Regions from separate parts of the Homo sapiens genome. Here region 1 is linked to region 2. Evidence: chromatin contacts called from ENCODE Hi-C data. All regions are on one chromosome and are shown on one strand. Each heading gives the region's core, a stretch centred on a gene start or an enhancer-like site at or near the end of the contact. The rest is flanking DNA. Distances are from core to core; before and after follow the strand shown. Region 1 has its middle 5.7 kb from the start of GPR15. Region 2 overlaps LINC00973 (long intergenic non-protein coding RNA 973).

Region 1 (5,658 bases), core at 2,552-5,051, 430 kb before region 2:
CAGAAGGTAGAAGACACACATTTCTTTAAAACAAATCGGCAAAAGCACTGTTACTAATCATGAAACTTACTGCCTTTGAAAAATACTGCCTTTAAAAAATAGCTGAATCAATCAGCTAAGTTATTGGTTGGGAAAGCAGAAAACCTGTGCTATTAATTTTAGCTTCACCCTTAATGTTGTGATACTAGTAAGGTCATTTTAACCTTTCATACTTAAATGTAGTTGGTAATATCTATGTCTATAGAATTATCAAGGATACTGTAAAAATAATAAATATAAATAAAGTTTTAAATGTGGAGTAAAAAGTTACTTTATAAAGTGATTTGATTTCTATTATTAATTATTGACTACTCCTTACAAATTTTCAAACTAACATCAAATAATACTTAATCATTCTCATTTTTAAAATATTGAGATTTTATTTCTACTTCTTCACTTTAATTTTGCTGAGAATATTTAAAATAACACCAAATAAAAATATGTATTATTGGTTTTTTAGTACTTTAAATAGATATAATAATTGTAGGCTTTAATAAAATCTTAGTTTATTTTACATTCATAATGTACCAGTTGTGAAAGAAAAAAATAGATATAATTTTATAGGTAGTACAACTCTAATAGAAAAAAGTTCAAAGCTTGATTAAGTTCACATGTTATTTTGTCATATATGGATTCTGCTGGTATGAAATGTAATTTACATTATAATAGCATTAAAAAGTTTATTACAAATTAGTTGTCTGACATTTTGCATATTTTTAAAATCATAGGCTGGGTGCAGTGGCTCACGCCTGTAATCCTAGCACTTTGGGAGGCCGAGGCAGGTGGATCACAAGGTCAGGAGTTCAAGACCAGCCTGACCAACATAGTGAAACCCCGTCTCTACTAAAAATACAAAAAATTAGCAGGGCATGGTGGCAGGCACCTATAATCCCAGCTACTCAGGAGGCTGAGGCAAGAGAATCGCTTGAACCCAGGAAATGGAGGTTGCAGTGAGCCAAGATTGCACCATTGCACTCCAGCCCAGGTGACAGTGCTAGACTCTGTCTCAAAAATAATAATAATAATAATAATAAAATTTCTTCATTTTTAATTTGAACAATTTCTATTTCTATACTTACGTAGATATTCTACATATACATATACATTCAGATATACATAGAATCACAGACTCATATTTATACCTTTTCATTATTTTTATTACCTGAATTAAACTAGCCTAAAGGCTAGTTTGTGATAATTTAATGTCATTAAAGAACAAATCAATACATTGCCAAGAATTTCCAGAAAATTACTCTTTCATCCTAACACAATCATGCCTTGCCAGTTATATCCAAAGTTAGGAAAACAAAATAAAATTTTTACAATTCAGAGTAATACACAAGGAAATCACTACAGATTAACATTATTTGTTGTCATTTGCATAAGTAGTCCAAAGTTACTCGGAGGATGTAAATGACAAATATAAAAGGATAGTGACCTCTCAAGCATTTCTCAAATAGCTTTTTGAAACTTACCCCAGAAAAGCTCTCCATTAAATCCTAGGTAATGTGTTGTCTGATACTTTATAATTAATTTTAAAAGAAATGTAATCAAGACACGCATAGTCGCAAACATAGTCCCAAACACATTTACTCCATTTGGGTTGTATTGAAAGGTTGAAACTAACCTGATATTCCTGGGAGTCCCTTAACCTGTCCACTCTTAACAAGTCAAAATCACTTCTGTAGTGAAAAGTTTTAACAGCAGTCTTAAAGGGAAGCTATGTGCGTGACTGAGAACCGACCATTACTAGGGGTCACAAGTTAATTTTTAAATAGATGCATAAATGCACAGTATGGTGGTAAGGTGAGTGGAAAAAAATCTTCCTCTGTGATTCATCTTGACTCCTCAAATCACTCTCTATTCTACCTAGCGATCTCAGAAGAGAGAAATGACTTGTCATATGTGCATGCCACAAAGAACCTGTTTTCCTGCAGAGCTCATTCATAAAAGCTGAGCAAAACTAAAAGAATTACAAATTTGCTTCTAAAACCAGACCATTGGTGTAACCTGCCAGCAAGATAATGGCTCCAGCCCCATTAGAGAAAGAGGTGCCATAGGAGAAAAAGCAAGAGGGTAATTTTAACTACCAAAATATTTGCGAACAGTTACTGACTACTGCGAGTTCCTTTTGTCTTTCACGGAGTTTGATGTTGATTGGATTTTCCCCTGCAAATGCCGGTTATTATTTAAAGCTTTTTTTTTTGAGCCAATATTCTTTGTTTTTATCAATTTTAGAAGTAAACGATTACGACTAGACTTTACGTATAAGTGTACAGGGAAAAACAACTGTGCCACTGACTTGATTTTATATTGCAAATGTAAAAATCCACCCTAGGGCGAGTTACACTCATTGGTTCTTGCTATCTTTGTCATTTCCTTAATAGAGCTATATTTCCTAAACATATATGACAAGTGCAAATTGCATCCTAAGATAAACCTACAGCATTAAAAACAAAATCCAAAACAAAAAAAACCCTACTTTAAATATCCAAAGTATCAAACTATTCATAAAGGTTCTTATGACAAGGTAAATGGTAGTGAAATGTAAATTTACATAAAATGTTCATTGTTCATCTAAAAGTAGGGGGAAAGTATTCTGCTAGTTGAGCAGACATTATTAAACTAAAAAATTTCTGGTTTATATACATAAGCACCAAATTTCTAAGATCCAAAGGTACTTTCAAATCACAATGAAACTTTCTGAGTTAGCTGCATATGCTTAAGGATCTACGATAAAATATTCACATTATTATTAAAATTATCTGCCAACCTAGTAAAAGATGTTCATCAATTTGATATTATTCGGTGATTTTTCTTATTTGCTAATTAAATATATGTAATAATTAACTAGTTTTCTAACACTTCCATGTTAGAGAGAGTTAAACATCATCTATGAGTATCTCATGTTTGTCAACATTGATAGGAAATTTAGCATTTTTACTTGCTAGGTCCTATCAATTCTTTTTTTTTTTTTTTTTTTTTTTTGAGACGGAGTCTTGCTCTGTCGCCCAGGCTGGAGTGCAGTGGCGCGATCTCGGCTCCCTGCAAGCTCCGCCTCCCAGGTTCACGCCATTCTCCTGCCTCAGCCTCCCGAGCAGCTGGGGCTACAGGAGCCCGCCACCACGCCCGGCTAATTTTTTTTCGTATTTTTAGTAGAGACGGGGTTTCACCGTGTTAGCCAGGATGATCTCAATCTCCTGACCTTGTGATCCGCCCGCCTCGGCCTCCCAAAGTGCTGGGATTACAGGCTTGAGCCACCGCGCCCGGCCCTATCAATTCTGATTTAAAATATTTTATTTCTGTGTTTCTATTAGCTCAAAATAAAACAAAAAAGTGCTCCTGCCTAGCATATTTGTGACCTGTATACTATAAATGCACTCTTTTGTTTGCTCTTAATTATATACAAAACAGGAGATATAAACTACTATTGTGATGTTTATTCAGAAATTAAAATTTTATGCATCAAAAATTACATATGACTGGAGACTTTATTTTTAATTTAAAAAAATCTGTGGCAAAGTCTTCAGCAAGCAATACTGCTCTTTTCCTTACAGAGTATATATAGACCCTTTGTATTTCATAACCATCCATTGTAAAACCTTCACAAATCCCTAAATTTGCCAACTCCAATATAGCATATAATCTACTTCATACAAATTGAATAAAATGTAATGTTTTCAGAGCTATTGCAAAATGTATAAAAAGAAAAGTTGAAAGGAGATATCTATCCTAAGTGTTTGGCCTGACTCACTAGTTAAGTGACTCATTCCGCATCACCTCATAGGTCAGTGGTTTAAATGTCTGCTTTTTATGTCATACAACTGTGGAGTTTCAGTCAAAATCTCAAACATCAAACTGTGAATGCAAAATGTCTATCGTACACAATACACTATGACAACCATAAAAATTGTTAAATCTTTTTATTGTAACTGGTGGATTCTAAAACAGGCATATTGCAGTTACACATTCACAAAATATCTTTTTTCTCTTTTTTTTTTTTTTTTTTTTTTTTTGAGATGGAGTCTCACTCATTCTGTCATCCAGGTTGGAGTGCAGAGGCACGATCTTGACTCACTGCAACCTCCGCCTCCAGGATTCAAGTGATTCTCCTGCCTCAGCCTCCCGAGTAGCTGGATTACAGGCATGCGCCACTATGCTAGGCTCCTTTTTTTTTTTTTTTTTTTTTGGTATTTTTAGCAGATATGGAGTTTCACCATTTTGGCCAGGCTGGTCTCAAACTCCTGACCTCAAGTGATCCGCCCACCTTGGCCTCCCAAAGTTCTGGGATTACAGGCATGAGCCACTGCACCCAGCCTCTTTCTTTCTCTTATACACATACACAAACACACAAACATACTGTATACAGTTGCAGCTGAAAAGCATCTGTTGAATGTTGCTGTTAATATTCAGACTGAAGTACTTGAGATGAATTTAACTATTTTATCCACTAACAAAATACAGAATACAAGAAAGGAGAAAATAAAGCAAAGAAAAAGCATAGTAAATAAAGAACACAAAATAAAATGGCATATGTATGCATAAATATATCAGCAATTACAAAAAGCATATAAATGGATTGAAATTTCTACTAAAGAGTTGAACATGGCTGGACATAGTGGCTCAGGCCTGTAATCCCAGTACTTTGGGAGGCCGAGATGGGAGGATCACTCGAGGCTAAGAGTTTGAGACCAGCCTGGTCAACATAGTGAGACCCCATCTCTACGTAAAAAAAAAAAAAAAAAAAGTTGAGGCGGGGCGTGATGGCTCACGCCTATAATCCCAGCATTTTGGGAGGCCAAGGCAGGTGGATCACCTGAGGCCACGAGTTCCAGATCAGCCTGACCAACAAGGAGAAACCCCCTGTCTCTACTAAAAATACAAAATTAGCTGGGCATGGTGCCAAATGCCTGTAATCCCAGCTACTCGGGAGGCTGAGGCAGGAGAATTGCTTGAAGCCGGGAGGTGGAGGTTGCAGTGAGCTGAGATCACACCATCGCACTCCAGCCTGGGCAACAAGAGCGAAATTCCATCTCAAAAAAAAAAAAAAGGTTGAACAAATATATATATATATATATTTGTATTTGTTCACAATAAATATATATAGTGATATATGTATATCACTTTATTCGACTCTATAGGAGTTAAAAAGGTAGAAGCAGAACTTGTTTTTCATGGAGTTTAGAATCCACATAGTTGTTTATTTTTTTTAATCAAAGAATGAAATAGTGACACCCAAGAAGAGCCCGGTATATGCAATGAAAATTACAAGTCAAATAACTTTCCTTGGTCTTTTCCAATGTTTAGGAGAAGCCCATACTTAGTCCATATACAAGTCACTTATGTAATTGTCATTTTGATATGGTTATTTCCTAAACATTGTTACATTTCCTTAAAGTGTTCACATTAGCATCCTCAAATGAAAATGCTATCATTGTCTTTATAGATGTTAAGACTCTCGAGTCTTAAAAATCTTTAAGACTTTAAACGTATAGACTCATTATTTTAAACACAAGAACACATCTTGAACAGTATTAGGTTTAAATTTATTTCCAAATGACAAACTAAAAAAAAGTATGCAAAGCAAAGTAGATAACTTTACATGAACCTTGCCCAGCA
Region 2 (6,096 bases), core at 2,950-5,449:
GCAAGGTCTCTTCCTGCTGGCTGTGTCTCTCCAACAGAATATTGACTCCCGTAAGGCAGTAGGCATGACTCTGTGGATCCTGTACTATGTCTGCCCCTCTTAATAGCTTAGGTATTAGGCTATTACTAATCCTTGGATGTATGGTTCCCATAATCCACATCTTTGCAAATAGTCTCTTTGTAAATAAACCCTCATGAAATTATTCTATTTTGAACTACACCATCTGTTTTCTCTTGGGATGGTAAGTAATTCAGTGGATGTCTCCGTTTGGATCTGCTCTCCATGTTCCTACTTTCTCTTTTATTGTTGCTGTTGTTGTTGGCACTTTATGGGTATATGATGCCTGCTATGCATGCCCTTTCTGTGTATTTTTTCTATTTAGCATGATGTGTCTTTTTGTTCTCTGCCTTTATGTTCTCCGCCAAATGAGTGCTGTAATTTTCACATCTGTAATGTGTTTCTTTTGTCCTTTTATTTTAAAATAATAAAAAACCTACAAAGAATTAGCAAAGCTAGATTTAAGAGCTTTTTGATTCTGAACAATTTGAGCTAAGTTGTTGGTAAGAAGCCCCATAACTTCAAATACCTTAGTGAATATTTTATACAAGTAAGTAGTTTTCTGTATAACCACAGTAACATTATCAAATCAGGAAATTAAGAAGGATTCACTATTATTACCTAAATCACAAGTATCATTCAACTTTTTGCCAATTATCCCAATAATTTCCTTAAAAATAATTTAGTCCAAGATCACATGTTACAGTCAGCTGTTGTGTTTCTATTGTCTCCTTTATCAGGAACAGTTCCTCAGTCTCTTTTCACTTTCATGACCTGGACTTTTTATCACATTAGTCACCAAATCTGATTTATCTAATGTTTCCTTATTATTAGATTCAAGTTGTGCTTCTCCTAGGGCTGGAATATTACAGTAATGATTTTGTGTTCTTCTCATTGCATCCAATTAGATGGCACATGCTTTCAATTTGTCCCATTACTGATGATGTTAACTTTAATAATTTGTTTAGGTGGTGTCTGCCAGATTTCTCCACTGTACAGTCACTCCTTTCTTCCTTATATTTAATAAGCATTTTGTGAATAGTTGAGCCTATGTAACATTTCATTTCTCATCACACTTACATTTGGTAATTTTAGTATCTGTTGACATTTTTTGGCTGAATTAATTATTACTATGATGGTTGCCCGCTAGTTATCTTCTAATTTTACCATTTCTTCTGCATTTATTAGTTGGCATTCTACTGCAATAATTTATTCCTTCCAATTTACTTTTTTACTTATTTATTCATATCAGTATGGAGGTATAAATTCCTGTTTTATTCAGTAGGTTATTATTCATTCTGAGGCTTGGATTGTCCCAGATTCACCAGTGGGAGCTATTCCAAACTGGCTTTCATAATTGTTTGACCATTTCCTTGATATATTAAATAAAACATTCAGACTCATCTTTAATTTTTCCTGCTCTCACCCTGAAGTTAGCCATTTCTCTGAGGAGCACTGGTTCCTTTTAGTGAAGAATTGTTTTTAGAAATCAAGATCTGGCACCAGTATGCTCTCTGGTTTTGAAGTGTTATTGTATCCAGAGTCTGTCAATGGATAGAGCTAGGTAATATATGTAGGCAAGTGTTTTTTATACATACATACATTCACCAGTACATTAACTATCTATTTTTTCTTGAGGTACAAAATTTTTTTTTTGAGGTACAAAAAGAACTACCTCAAAATTTAGTGCTTAAAACAATGGACATTAATTACTTCGCAGTTTTATCCAGAATTCAGAGGGCATGGTTCTGGCTCCATGACTCTCGTAAAATTTCAGTCAAGATGTGGCCTAAGGCTTGTCTGAGGCTGGGGGATCCACGTTCAAGGTGGCTCACTCACATGTCCGAAGAGTTAGGGCTGGTTATTGGCTAGAGGCCTCATTTCCTCATGTCATTGACCTCTCCATAGAGCTGCTTGAGTATCTCATAAAATGGTGTCTGGTTTCCCCCAGAAGGATAGCCAGGAAGAAGCCAGAATGTCTTTTATGGCCTGGTCTCAAAGTCTCACTTTGTAATTTTCACAGTATACTATTGCTTACACAGGTTGACACTGTTTAGTATGGGAGGTGTCTACACAGAAGTCTGAATACCTTCCGAGGCAAGAAAAACTGGGGACCATTTTAGAGACAGGCTACCACAATATTTATATTTATTTCTTTATCTCTATTTTGATATCATTCTATCTATGCACTTATCTATCAATTGATAAAAACTATGAGTTCATATCAATACCTTGAAATCCAATCCAACACCACAGGATTCATTCCAGTTTTTGCTTTTTTCATGAGAATGAGAAAGCTGGTTCCCATTATGCTCATATACAAGTTGAGTATCTCTTATTCAAAATGCCTGGGACCAGAAGTGTTTCAGATTTCAGATTTTTTTGGATTGTGAAATATTTGCATTATACTTACTAGGTGAGCATCTGAAGTCTGAAAATTCAAAATCTGAAATCCTCTAATGAGCATTTCTTTTGAGCATCATGTTGACACTAAAAACTTCAGAATTTTGGAGCATTTTAGATTTCTTACTTTTGGATTTGGGGTGCTCAACCTGTATTCTTACTTATTTATTTATTTTTTTGAGAAGGAGTCTCGCTCTGTCGCCCAGGCTGGAGTGCAGTGGCACGATCTCGGCTCACTGCAAGCTCCGCCTCCTGGGTTCACACCATTCTCCTGCCTCAGCCTCCCGAGTAGCTGGGACTGCAGGCGCCCGCCACCATGCCCGGCTGATTTTTTGTATTTTTAGTAGAGACGGCGATTCACCGTGTTAGCCAGGATGGTTTCGATCTCCTGACCTCGTGATCCGCCCACCTCAACCTCTCAAAGTGCTGGGATTACAGGCGTGAGCCACCGCACCCGGCCTCAACCTGTGTTCTTAATCTCCTGGTCCTATGCTCAGCTACTGCTACCCCTTCATGGGGACTCTTACCCAGTGGTAGGCCACTGTAGTCTCACTTCTCTCCTACCCCATATGGACTAGTAGCTCACTAAGACCCCACCTAATGGTTTTTGAATTGAGTTATTCAGGAAGGAAGCTAAGTAGGTATGACTGTTTTTTGTTTCGAATTATGGCAATGGGAAGGTTTTATTATACTTAGATTTGGACTAGAGAAACCTCTACCTTTAGTCTAAACTGAAAAATGCTCCTCACATCTATCCAGAGGTCTGAGAACTCTGTCACATTTTCTGTGTAGATGGGTCAGGCACTTACTCCCTTTGTGAACAGTTGCTTATTTAACCTGTCAAGGATATTTTACGTAGGCTACATCTACATCTTCTCACTGCCATTTCCTCCTTTCCCTTCCCTTCATTTTCCTCTCATTTCTTTCCTCTTCACTTCCTACAGCATTCATACACTCCCATTTTTTTAGCTGCCTTTGCATAAAACTTATTACTGAGACTTATTAGCACACTCAAAGACATTGCTTGTTTTCACAGTAGCACCCAAGTTATTAATTGTATGGTGATAAAAAATCAAATCTCCGCCAGGCATGGTGGCTCAGGCCTGTAATCCCAGCACTTTGGGAGGCTAAGGCGGGCAGATCATGAGGTCAGGAGTTCGAGACCAGTCTGGCCAATATGGTGAAACCCTGTCTCTACTAAAAATACAAAAATTAGCCAGGTGTGGTGGTGTGCATCTGTAGTCCCAGCTACTGGGGAGGCTGAGGCAGAAGAATAGCTTGAACCTGGGTGGGACAGAGGTTGCAGTGAGCCGAGATCACGCCAGTGCACTCTAGCCTGGGTGACAGAGTGAGACTCCGTCTCAAAAATAAATAAATAAATAAATAATAATAAAAAATAAATAAAAATCAAATCTCCATTGATGCTTCATTTTAAAAAAGAATACATTAGAATGACCTTTCACATTTTAGCCCTTTATTGCAAATAAAAGTGCTTTGAGAACATGGCAATAGAATTTTTGAAAATGTCACCATTATTTTTAAGTCTCTGTTGAAGAACTTACTAGTGATCTAAGGACTTCGATTTCAGAATAAGAAATTTGAAGAAGTGAGGCAAGATTTCCAACACTAAAAATGATTATCCTAACAATATACCTTCTCTAAATTACATGCCAATGAATCATACAGACTATTATTCTTACTTTGATCCTTTCATCTCCCCAGGAAGTTAGGGTGATTTACTAGATGACACATTTCCTAATGGTTATGAGACAGAGGTTCTTGACATATCAGAGAAGCATAATCATTGATGAGCATGATGTTTAGTCATAATGTCCTCTAACATAAAGAAAGATAATGGGCCTTTTTTTCCAAGATGTGAACTTGGAGATTGGGCTTGGTTGAATCACCCACATAATTGAATGAGGTTTGGGGACTTTGTATATGAGGTTTTTTCCTCTATTCATAGAAATATCAGTTTGTTATACCCTGTCTGTGGAATGATGTATGGCAGGGGTTACAACACACACATGTCAGAGTCAGCGGACTGACACCTCTGAGCTAAAAAATTCTTACATCTCACTTGAGAATAAGATGTAGAGGAAGTCAGTAGAAGGACAGCCCACAGAGTGGGCTCAGCCTACTGAGCATGGGGGAATTCACGTTCAGTAGGTAGCCAGGGAAATAAGGGCAAATTAATACTAAGTACATCTCATGGTCCCTGAGGTTAACGTTACACAAAGCTAATATGTAATGTCAGTTTTGTGCTGTGAAGAATTCACCATGGCTTATAAAATGGCCTACATTTTTTGAGTAAGGCAAATGCCAAATTTTATCTAAAGTAATTCTTTAGAAAAATCATTTCAGCAAATTAGGAAAAGGATGAAGTAAGCAACCATAAAAGATAAACACTTTAAAATGTGATGAGTGGCACTTTATAGGAGCACAGAAAAATTCCGATAACATAGCATGACAAAATTAACCACAGAATAGAATATCGGGAGTTTCCAGATATCACTTTTATTTGGGCTTCTGATTAAGTATATGTACTAAGATTTTTAAGAAATTAAATTAAAAGTGGCTTTTGATCATGGTTCCTTCTGATTTTAAGAAGATAAAAAGCAGCAGTTCTCCAATATGAATTTTGACATAAATTTTCTTCATCTAGTTACCCTAATTTTAGTTTTTCTGGATGCATTATTAAATGTGTTTTGAAGGGCAATGTAAAGAAAACACAAAAGGACCGAATGAGCTATGATCTCACTCTGGGGGAGGGAAGGATTGGAAGGGAATATAAATCCCAGAGGTTCTTTCCCAGGAGTCATCATGGAAATATTAAACACACACACACACACACACACACACAGAGAGAGAGAGAGAGGGAGGTTGGTTTCACTGCACTTTCAACAAGTCCGTCATTCTCTGTTTCCTTGAGTATGTGTTCATTATCTCACTTTTCTTTATAAGAGAACTAAAAGGAACAAAGTTAATGTAATTTCCAAATAAGATCTGCAAATGGTTAACAAAACAAAAATTTTAAAAATACATATTAAAACTGCTCTGTTTATGAAAAGAATCTTTTCTTAACAGGAAAGAAAACTATAATACATAGTTTAGCAGAAGGAAAATTCCATAGGAACAAAATTATTAGCGTTTTTTAACCTTGGAATGACAGTTTGTCATTATCTTTCAAAGTATGAAAACGAAGTTTTCTATTTCCCAGTAAAATTTTTTTTTGTGGCACAAAAATATTATTCGTCATTATAGCAAAGATTTATTGTCTTGTCTCTAGCCTTTGTTACTCCATCTTCTCATAACAGCACCTTCATTTTCCTTAAGATATAATCTTTCACAGTTTATGTGGTATGGCTGGGGTGGACTCTCCTTCCCCCTTGTCTGTGTGACCCGAGCTTGACCAATCAACACATCCAGTTCACTGGTCACAGTGATTGGTTCAGGGATTATCATGTGACCCAATTTAGGCCAATGAGAATTCTTCTGAAACTTAGTTGTACATGTGGGTAATAAGTTTTTCACTGCCATTTTTAGCTGTAGGATGATGAAGGAGGCCTGCAGGTACTGGGAACCACCACGCAGGCAGAACCAGGCTGAAAATAGAGGTAGCAAAGAAGGAAGTGC

Evidence for each region. Hi-C counts contacts between places; a loop is a spot of excess contacts on that map. Pooled maps may share reads with other maps.
Region 1: a loop to region 2 is called in a pooled map, with 4 times the contacts of the local background. The contact joins two enhancer-like sites. A Hi-C loop is called at or near these places in 4 of 50 pooled maps.

Annotation. Positions count from the first base shown.
Region 1 is chr3:98,534,875-98,540,532 of GRCh38, forward strand. No RefSeq gene overlaps it. Among named protein-coding and RNA genes, the nearest start is that of GPR15, 5.7 kb to the left of the region's middle. Within about 2 kb of position 3,802, at least 5 of the 41 ENCODE cell types and tissues checked have a DNase peak (open chromatin) inside an H3K27ac peak, as active enhancers do.
Region 2 is chr3:98,967,077-98,973,172 of GRCh38, forward strand. All of the region lies in intron 1 of LINC00973 (long intergenic non-protein coding RNA 973), which reads left to right. Among named protein-coding and RNA genes, the nearest start is that of LINC00973, 56 kb to the left of the region's middle. Within about 2 kb of position 4,200, at least 5 of the 41 ENCODE cell types and tissues checked have a DNase peak (open chromatin) inside an H3K27ac peak, as active enhancers do.